Linked DNA regions of Mus musculus: region 1 is linked to region 2. A link is a loop called in an ENCODE intact Hi-C map of the cell type or tissue named here. Cell type or tissue: gastrocnemius. All regions are shown on one strand. Links, peaks and the distances in the headings refer to the core of each region. The heading gives the core; the rest is flanking DNA. Region 1 has its middle 32 kb from the start of Gm22845. Region 2 holds the start of Gm40268 (a long non-coding RNA gene).

The links. Hi-C counts contacts between places; a loop is a spot of excess contacts. Peaks named below come from ENCODE experiments on the same cell type or tissue, not always from the same donor. Only the 100,000 strongest peaks of a DNase experiment are listed, where the experiment ranks them.
Region 1: a loop joins it to region 2, with 2.7 times the contacts of the local background. A loop is called at or near these places in 1 of 42 quality-filtered maps.

Annotation. Positions count from the first base shown.
Region 1 is chr12:9,830,991-9,836,369 of GRCm38, forward strand. No RefSeq gene overlaps it. Among named protein-coding and RNA genes, the nearest start is that of Gm22845, 32 kb to the right of the region's middle. In gastrocnemius, for the core only: a CTCF peak has its summit at 2,456 (motif pointing right); a DNase peak (open chromatin) is centred at 2,512.
Region 2 is chr12:9,577,082-9,582,460 of GRCm38, forward strand. It overlaps Osr1 (odd-skipped related transcription factor 1), which reads left to right. Exons shown (of 3, transcript NM_011859.3): 2 at 2,014-2,712; 3 at 3,409-4,419. The coding sequence starts at 2,048. The coding sequence ends at 3,544. Gm40268 (a long non-coding RNA gene) reads left to right here and starts at 4,885. Exons shown (of 3, transcript XR_872473.1): 1 at 4,885-5,379. In gastrocnemius, for the core only: no CTCF peak of the experiment used is centred there; DNase peaks (open chromatin) are centred at 2,433, 2,691, 3,653 and 4,219; H3K4me3 peaks cover 3,743 bases; H3K27ac peaks cover 1,784 bases.

The DNA of each region.
Region 1 (5,379 bases), core at 209-5,208, 250 kb after region 2:
CGAACCCTGGGCCTCTCACTCTTTTATACTCTCAGTTCCCATCCACGCACAGCAGGCCACGCCACCTTACCAGGTACGCAGCTTCAGCTAATCAGGGCAGCAGGGGCATATCTCCACCAAATTGGATTCACCTGTATCCTGGTACACCTGCGCAGCACTCAAGATGTTTGTGTCTTATATGAGGAAGTCAGGTGCAAGTCATATGACTTAGCTGCAGTCCCTGGCGCCTTTGGGACTGCCGCCACACCTGCTCCTCACACTTACTTTATGAAGCAGGGGTCTTATTTTTACTTTGAGTCTAGTATAATTCAGCACTGGATCTATCTGAGCCTGGGTCTCTCTCTCTCTCTCTCTCTCTCTCTCTCTCTCTCTCTCTCTCTCTCTCTCTCTCTCTCTCTCTTTCTCTCTCTTAAATCAAGAGACTTCTTATTACTGCTTTAATTTCATTGACTTTTATAGAACTGCATAACTTGTTTGTATGTTTTTGATTTAATTTTGGTGGATCATGTGCATCTAGAAATTAATGCATTTTTCTGTAGAATTTTCAATGTATTAGAATGTTTATTTTCAAAGTTTGTAATAAAGACCTCCAAGTTGCATCAATATCTGCTGTAATGTCTCTATTACCTTCTTCAAGTTTAATAATTTGAGTCATATTTCTTTCCATTGTAGTAATTTTGACTAATATTTGCCAAATGTTTATTTTGCCAAAGAACCATCTTTTTGTTTCCTTGTTGTTGACTTTTTGTAGTTCTTGTTTCATTTCCATTTGAGTGATTTCTGATTTGATCTTGGATTCAATATAAATTTATTTTTCAGGAACCCCAGGATATACCATTAAATTCTGGCTCCTATAGTTTTGACCTCTAACTTTAAAATTTTACACATTTTATAAAAGTCCTTCTTAGAATCACTTTTGATATATGCTATAGGTTCTGATATCTCCTGCTTTTATTTAACTAGATTATAGACATTAAAATTTTGTCTCCTGATTTCTGTGATCCATTTACCCTTTAATAGTCTTGTGTTTAGTCTCCATTAGCTTGTATATTTTCTATACTACCTCTCACTTCTGATTTCCAGTTTTGTCCTATTAGGGATAGATAGAAGAAACTTACAAACTTGCTTTTCATCTCATATATGTCATGATTTGAGAAAACTCCATAAATTCCTGAGAATAACATGAATTCTACTGTGTTTGAATGGAATATGCTGTAGATGTCTTTAAGTCCATTCAAAATATAGTGACATTTAACTCAGATGTTTGTTTCTGTTGCGGTGATTTATTTATTTGTGTGAATGGAGCATCTGAGTGACTTCTTGTTATTTTGATGAGATCAGTTTTTGACTTTGTGTTCAATATTGTTTGTTTTGTGTAGTTGAGCAGGTATATGTATAGAATGACTGTTATGCATATGTTGAGAATTGTTACAAACTCTCGATTTTTTCAGTGTGAAGTAGATTTCTTTATTTCTTTTGACATTTTTTTTGTTTGAAATATACTTTTTCAGATCATGGTAGCCCTGCATTAGCTTACTTACTAATTCCATTCTATTGGAAATATCATTTTCTTCTTTTTGCTCTAAATTTGTGTTTATTTTTTCTGGAGATGTCTGTATTTTTTAAAGATGACACAGTTAGGTAAACACCATATTTTGTTTTTAATCTATCTTCAAGTCTATAGCTTTTTATTAGAGATTTCATACAACCAATATTCAAAGTCATTATTGCAATGTATGCACAAACTCTTGTCATTTAGTCGTTTTTGCAATGATTTTGTGTGCTTTATGTCATTCTTTCACTCCATTGCCTAGGACTCTTTCAAGTGTTTTCTATAGTACTGGATAATGGTCATGGCTTCTTTTATTTTGTGTTTATTATAGTGATTTTTATTGTTTCATTAAATAGAGATAGCTTTTTGGGTAGAGTAATGTGGGTTGGCAGTCACTATCTTTCAGATCTTAAAATACATCATTTCTCATATATATTCTTGTATTCCCTTATTGGTATTTTAAATGCTCCTGTATCCAAAAGGTCATTATTTGACTTAGGAATTTTATATTCTGACCTTACTGAGTATAGTTTTGCTATTTTGTATTTTTATGCTCATGATTTGTACAGTTGTTCTCTTAGTTTGCCATATATTGCATAATTCACTCCTACCTTGTTACTCTATTTCTGTCTGAATGTTCCTACCATCTACCTTCCTTTTAAACCTTATAGGACCTGTTTTCAACTTGATCCACTCTATTAATGAGGCTTTGTACGTTGTTTTTTATTTGATTTAATTCCCCACATTTCAATATGATTTTTTCTGGTTTTGTATTAAATTTATTTTTCATATTCTTTTTTGGCTTTCTAATTAAGCACTGACTTATCCCTGTTTGTGCTCTGTCAGGATGCTCTGGTTTGAATGTGAAATCTCTCCTGTTGATTCAACTGTTTAAACACTTGTTGTCCAGGTGGTGGCGCTGTTAGGGAAGGTTGAAGAATGTTAAGGAGGTGGAGCCTTGCTGGAGGAAGTGAGTGCCCGAGTGAGGGTGAGGGTTTGAAGCCCAGCCCCACTTCCTGTTCCTGCTTTGCTTCCCAGAGTGCGCACACAGTGTGATCAGACAAATCCCCACTTCTGCCACAATGCCTTTCTCACCAGTGTCCATGTCTTCCTCACCACTATAGAGTGTATCCTTCTGGAACTAGAACCCAAAGAACCTTTTCTTCCTTAATTTGCTTTTGCCAAGCTATTTTATTACAGAAATGAGCAAGTAACTAAGATGCTAGTAAGTCTCATATGGCTCTGCCCAGACTCCACTCCTGTGTGGTTATAACCCTGGGTTTTCCTACCTGTAGTTAGAGGTATTCTTGGGGCTAGGGGATAGAGCTTAGTTTTCTGACACTTGCCCAAAGTTCTCAGAATTGGTCATGCTAGGTGAGAATTTTAGAACTGCCAGGTAACTCAGGAGAGACCTTTAAAAATATTTCTTTGCCATGGCTCTAGTCACATGCCATGAGGAAGAGATCTTTCTGGCACTTCTGTGACTTGTATGACCCAGGCTCATTGTCTAGTTGGGCTTCAAATTAGCTCAGTGATTGTATCCAATGCTGATTATGCTTTGGTATATCCCTGTTTGCTGACACAGCTGGCTCCAAACTTGACTCTTTTTTCTGTCTTCTTAAAATTTGGCATTTTGAACATATAGTGTGTATTTTCTTGAGGCTCCGTCTTCATCTAAAACCACAGTTTCAATCCTCTGCACTTATACTCATTGTACAGTTGAAAGCACTGCCTCCTTGCGATTGAGCCCTCTAGAATGCAATCTAGATGTTCTTCTATTTCAAAATTATAAAGTTTATTTCTTTGCTACTGAAATGAGCATTTTCCTTCCATCTCCAAGCTTCATAGCATATCTGCTTTTCAATTATCCATGACTATCCCAGAGATTTTAATAGTTGGTATATTACTATCACCTGCCATCTTCTTTCCCTTCATCTTGCGCGCGCTCGACTGGCCAGGAAGAACGACGCTGCAACAGGATCCTTCTGCACACGTTTATTGGGACAGCTTGATTGTAGAGGCGAAAAGACCCCGAGCCCAGAACTGGTGCTGCTTTTATAGGCCTAGGAGGGTCGTGTCTCACACCCGGATTGGTTATGCACTAAGCCTCATTTGCATGTTTCTCATCTGATTGGCTACTCTCTCTCAGTACCTTACAGAACCTCATTATCATACCTCATTTGCATGTCTCACATCTGATTGGTTATACTCTCAGTACCTTACAGAACCTCATTATCATACCTCATTTGCATGTCTCACATCTGATTGGTTATACTCTCAGTACCTTACAGAACCTCATTATCATGCCTGGGCCAGGCAGTGTCTTTGCAAAAAACTTTACTGCATATGTACACATTGGTTGTTTGTCCAAACTTATGCGTGGTGGCCAGCAGTAGTCAGTGCCACTCTGTAACGGCACATGTGGCTTCCCACACCTTCATATTATTGAGGTATGGAGGAGACCCAAATCCTTTCTTCCTGACACTGTTAGGTAAGCCCTATACACTTCATCAATAGCCCTTTCCTGACATATAAATAAAAAACCCTCCATATTACTAATAAAACAGTAGTAGGTCCATTTACTTCAAAGCTTTTTTGATCAGAACATTTCAATGGAATATAAATATTTATATTCCTCAAAATATCTTTAGGAATTTTTATCAACTGATTCCAGTCTCATGCTATACTCTTCTCTCCACTCTTTTGTCAATAGTCTACCATTTCTACAATACTTTCTCCTATGTCAAGATGGCCTATTCCCCTGGTATAAACCTGCAAATACTTAGTTCTTGATACACTTCTACTTATATAAAATTTTATTAGTATACTCCACATAAATACTGGTGGTTATTATGCTTTCTCTTCTTTCCTAATTAATCCAATCCAAAGATAAGAATGTCTTCGTGTTTAGGATATGAATTGTTACCTTAATTTCCATGAAACACATTGTCTCTACAAAAGTAGGAGACAAATACTCAAAGGATGTGGAATGGATTCTGCAAATGTTTGTGAATATATGTTTATGAACAGTCTTGCTTTTTTCATATATATCACAAATGAAAGCAAAGATGGGCTAAAAAAAAAGATGATAAAGAGTGCTGACAATCATAATTTATTGGTTGAAAACTGGTTTAGAGATGAATATCATTCCAGTCACAGCATCCAAAACAAGTCATTGACCTTTAAGTTTCCATCTCTCTCTGGTCTACATGGTAATCACCAAGAATACTAATAACAAATGCTGGCACAGATGTGATGAGAGGCAAATCCTTAAACACTATTGGTGAGAACACCACATAGTATAATAACTGTGAAAATCAGCCCAAAGATTTTTTAAAATTAAAAAAAACATGTCTATTCCACACCCTTGAGTATATGAACAGTAAAAACTGAAACCTTTGGCTTATAATAAAAAGAAGAGCTAAAGTTGTGAGTTGGTGGGGAGGTGGAAATGGATCTTGGAGGAGTCAGGGAGGGAATATAGAGTGAAAAATGATAGAAATACATTAAATGAAATTCTCAAAAACTTATTTTTAAAAACCTGCAATATGACCTAGTGTCTTAGTCAGGGTTCTATTCCTGCACAAACATCATGACCAAGAAGCAAGTTGGGGAGGAAAGAGTTTATTCTGCTTACACTTCCATACTGCTGTTCATCACCAAGGAAGTCAGGACTGGAACTCAAGAAGGTCAGGAAGCAGGAGCTGATGCAGAGGCCATGGAGGGATGTTCATTACTGGCTTGCTTTACCTGGCTTGCTCAGCCTGCTCTCTTATAGAACCCAAGACTACCAGCCCAGAGATGGTCCCACCCACAAGGGGCCTTTC
Region 2 (5,379 bases), core at 302-5,301:
GCTCCAATAGAGCTTAAAATGAGGATATAATTTCCAGTGCCTGGAAGAGAGAGAAACAGGGGTGGCAAATCAAAGGGCGTCCAACTAGCCTATGTCCTGCATAGCTTTGAAGTTGGAGGCCTTTTTTTCTCCCTCCCCATTCCAAAGAGGTTCCCACTTCCTCTTCAGCCCAAGCCCAACTGCACTTTGCTTTTCTTAGTCCCAGAAATCTGACATGACCCTCGCTTGCCTGGCCCAAGTTTTGTGAATTGAGTAGTAGAGAAGGCTGGTGTGTGATTGCTATCCTGCTAGCTAGGCAGGTTGGATCGCAACAGATTTTTGTGCTCCTTATCTGGGAGGCCAAATTAATTGCAGGCACATTTCAGCCAGCCTGCTCTTGTGTTTGTGCAACTAGTCACCCCTTTGGATCAGCAGTATCACCAGCCACCTTCCTACTGGCTGCTAAAGAGGTTTTTCTCAGTAGTGTCCTCAGTTTCTCCCCTCCAAACTTGCACTATGCATCTCTGGGCCAGCCAGACATCTTAGAGCCTCAGGCAGAGAAAAAGAAACTGAGCCCACTCTCTCTGCCTTGCCTTTAGCAAGGAGGGTGTTTAGACCTGCTGGGGCTGAGCTGTGAAGACAGAGTCAGAAAAGTAGCCTGTACCAGGGAACACTCTAGACAGAGGAGAGATGTGAGGAAGAAAGGCAGTGGCTGAAAGGAACCAGAAGCCAGATACTGCCCCTGGGAAAAAGGAAGGACCCTACAAAGATCCCGCTCTGACAATGACCCCAGCATTGCCAGTGAAGCCTAAGCTTAGAGGCTTCCTAGGGGTCCCTAGTGCTTTTGACCTTCCTACCTTTTTCCTTCTTCCACTCTATAGACCCAAATTAGAAATGTCTGGAGGGACAGAGGAGCCCCCCGCCCCCAATTTCCCATGCATCCTGAGGAACTTGACCAAAGTAGCCAGAAGATGCTGGTTCTGGTGGCCCTGGTTACTTGGGCATGGCAGCGCTTTGATCTTATTCAAGAACCCCGATCTTCTAGTTAGAGAATAAACAGAGTGGAGCAGTGGAGGCCTGGTGTTGGTGCTACACATTGACCTTGCCCAAAGTTCTCTTCCTACATAAGAAGACGAACAGCAGGCTCCTCTTTGCTATGAGCACATGAATTCCCTCCTATGGAATTGTGATTGTGTGACAGAGCGAATGAAGTAAGCATACTTGTCAGTACCTTTCTTGAAAGGAGGGTGACCAAACCTCCAAAAGTTAGGGAGTCGGTCAGCAAGCAGCTACAAAGAGGACAAACTCCACAGGACTCACCAATCAGTCTTAAGGTACTTTGCAAACTTAGGTCCAAGTGAGAGTTTTAAAGACGATGACCTGATTCTTTTGGCTTCTGGAAACCAAACCAGTTACCCTATGAAATAGGAATTTCTGGTTTCATTGGCTTAGAATTCAGGAACTGGGTGGTATATATATTTGAAGCCTCCTGCATTTCGTACAGGGTTGTCCCATAAAAACACTGGCTTTTCTTTGTCTCTGGACCTTCTTGTTGAATTTCTGCTTCAGAACAAGATAGTCTGAACGTGTAATTTTGCTTCCTCAGGTTCTGATATTGTTGTAGGACAGCGTAATTCTGTGTGGCTCCAGGTTTGTCTGAATGTGGATATCCGGTGTCTGCATGCATGCCATGTTTGCATCGTTCACAGCTGACAGCAGGCTTTTGTTTTAAGTTGGTTGTATCTGTCTTTAAGGACTTAGTTTCCTACTGATTGCTCTGTCAACATGTATGTCTCTGCCAGACACCATTTGGATGGAGTCTAACCATCATGGAGAGTTCTGGTCAGCCAGCTCTCCTACATCTTATATTCTCTATGTTGAGGGGGCAGTAGGTTCATGGGTGGAGTCTTTGAGTCTTACCTCATGCCTGTCCTAAGGGAGGGAGAGGGTAGAACTGGACTGGAATTCTGGAGGAAGGTGACCTACTCTAAACATCTCTTTGGGTCTGTCCCCACCCTCTTCCTGTCTTTGCAGATATTTGAAATCATTGCGGTTCCCAGCGACAGAAATGGGCAGCAAAACCTTGCCAGCACCGGTACCCATTCACCCATCCCTGCAGCTTACCAATTACTCTTTCCTTCAGGCAGTGAATGGCCTGCCCACAGTGCCCTCGGACCACCTGCCCAACCTGTATGGTTTCAGCGCTCTTCATGCGGTGCATCTGCACCAATGGACGCTGGGCTACCCAGCCATGCACTTGCCTCGATCCTCTTTTTCTAAAGTGCCAGGTGCGGTGTCCAGCCTGATGGACGCTCGCTTCCAGCTGCCAGCCTTCCCCTGGTTTCCCCACGTCATTCACCCTAAGCCAGAGATCACCGCGGGAGGCAGCGGCGCAGCACTTAAGACCAAGCCTCGCTTTGATTTCGCTAACCTGGCCTTGGCTGCCACACAAGAGGATCCCACCAAGCTTGGCCGAGGGGAGGGCCCTGGCTCCCCTGCTGGTGGGCTGGGCGCCCTCCTGGACGTGACCAAGCTATCCCCAGAAAAGAAGCCAACAAGGGGACGCCTGCCTTCCAAGACCAAGAAGGAATTCGTTTGCAAGTTCTGTGGCCGCCACTTCACTAAGTCCTATAACCTACTTATCCACGAGCGGACGCACACTGATGAGCGACCTTACACCTGTGACATCTGCCACAAAGCTTTCCGGAGGCAAGACCACCTACGGGACCACAGGTGCGACACTGCAGCACTGCGGGTGGCCCCAGAGAGATCTGTTTCTGCTGCTTTGGCTTGATGCTTCCCCCTCCCCTTTTAGGTTCCCAAGAGTCTCCAGTGGCTGTAAGCATTCCCATACCTCTGGGGGAGTCTCTAAATCCATAAATGAACTCCCTTGCCCTGCCTCCGCTTCAGGAAAGGTTTTAAAACGCGGGTGAGAGAAATACGGTGATGAATAGGACCTAAAACCGCGTCTTCACACGGTCGGGTCTCCTTGCCAGGTTCTCAGTCCCCCGGAAACTGCCCAATAACTGTCCAATAAACTGTTCCTGCAAAGACGGAGAGATTTAGGAACGGGCACTTGAAATAGGAACGCAGAAACGTTTTCGTTTTCGTTAATTTCATGCAGTTTTTAGTTTTTAAGAATTTCTTGGGCAGTGCAGATCTAGAAACTGTGTGAAGCCTGGTCTGTTGATGACCTCCAATGTTGACTCAGCCTTTAGGAGGAGGTGTTTGCTACTTCTCCCAGGAAGGCTGGTGGTCTCTTTGCCCTCTCCTCCCTCCTCTCCCCACTCCCACCCACGTCCTCTGCACTTTGCTCGATCTTGCTTGCTTTGCCTGTACCCACAAGCACCTTAACAGCAAGGGGGGGGTGAGATATCGGACAGCCATTTATAAACAACATTGCGTTATGTTGTCTGTCTCTACCCTTAGATATATTCACTCCAAAGAGAAGCCTTTCAAGTGTCAAGAGTGTGGGAAAGGATTCTGCCAGTCCCGGACTCTCGCTGTCCACAAGACGCTACACTCACAAGTGAAGGAGCTCAAAACCTCCAAGATCAAATGCTAAATAAACAGAGCCTGCGGGGCGCCAGGAACCTGGGGCGTGCTGCCGCCTTCTCTACCAGAGGGACCCAAGCTGAAGGCAACTCTGCGGGCAGCGGGAGGGGCTTTCGGGATCTTCCTTCCACAGCAACAAAATCCCTTGGGTCCTTTGCGCTTGCGGCGCTCCTGAGCCTTGGCCCGGGCCGTGACTCCTACAGCCTGGGCGGCTCCCCTAGGACGCGGCTAAAACTTGGCCAAAAGGCGGTACTCAACTCACACGCCGGAAGGAAAACTGCATTAAAAAAAAAAAACCAACAACAACAACAGCAACACACATACACACACACACACACACACACACACACACACACACACACACACACACAACGAAAACTCCGCTGAGCCGCAGCGGCGCCTCTCACAGAAGTATTACTTTTTCTATTGTTATTTTATACGTTTTCTTTACTCCCCCTCCCTCCCCTGACCATATAAGCTTGTAAAGTCTTGACTGCGGAGAGGGGGGAAAGAAAAGATCTGCGCGCCCTGGCAATTTCCAGTCCCCCTTCCTTTCCCTATCCCTACACCGGGGACCCTGCGAAAATGTAATCCTTGTATCTGCTTCTGCCATCCGGCCCCAGGGGCCGCTGGCTCCGCGCGACTCCCGGGTGCTCCCGCTGACCTACAGCTTCGGGCGCGGAAACCCGGCTGAGAACCAGGCGCCCGGGGCTAAGGGGACCGGGCCTCCGCTCCTCTGTTCCAACGCTGCGCGCGAGCCAGCAGCCGGCCAGGAGCCGGGCGTTGTATTGCGACTGGCACTTTATGCTGACCATCGGTAACGGACATTTATCACTGGAGTTCTTTTTTTAAAAAACTATTAAATAAACGGTTATTTTACAGGCACGTTAGAATAGATATACCCTCTCGGGTCGCGAGAGAAAAGCTCTTTTATTGATAGAGGAACAGATTTCTCTGTTCAATTTCCACCTGTCAGCTTCTCTCACCTGGTCCTGTTAGGGTGAGAGGGATGAGGTGGCAGAGGGAGCTCTGCGACCCGTGGTGTTGGTCGGTCTCTGTACTTAATTCCGTACTTTCCAGTGTCAGAAGTCCAGTCTCCTAACTCCCCAAATCTGGAAAGCTGTGAGTTGCAAAGGACAGAGTCTGCTGCTATTACACTAAGTTGTGAGAAATCCCAGCCTCTCTGGGTGCGGGCGTCCTGTAAGGCCCGCGAGGGAACAGAGTACCTCTCCCAGGCTCCACCCCACCCCCGACACTAGCAGCTTTCCCAGACCAGCCTGTTTCCTTCCTTCCTTCCTTCCTTCCTTCCTTCCTTCCTTCCTTCCTTCCTTCCTTCCTTCCTTCCTTCTTCCTTCCTTCTTTTTTTTTCTCTTTCTTTCTTCTTTCTGTTGTTGTTGGGTTTTGTTTGTTTCTTTGCTTTTGCTTTGGAGTGTGATCTGCCTTCACAGGGCCTCTAAGCCATACACACTTTCCTCTGTCCCTGCCTTTCAGAAGGAATTCACAATATGCAATCAGTCTTCGCAAAGTTCCCCAATCTACATCCATCTAGTCTGTTTTCTTTGGGAACCCCTTACTCCCAGTTCTTCTCTTGGAGCTTGTTCTCCAGCCGAATCGCAGCTCCAAACCCACTAAGATTCTTCGCAATTTGAAAACCTCGAGAGGGATGGAAGTGGATGCCTTGGGGTCTACCCTCCCCTCACCCCCTCAGGCTCAGAAAGGGAAATAGTTCACCTCTGGCAAACCGAACCTACCCTTGGGCGTATAGTTTTCCCACAATTAGAGATCTGGCTGTCCTGGCTCTCCTGTTCGGGGGCGGGGCTGGGCTCCCCCCAGCTCCAGCGCCTA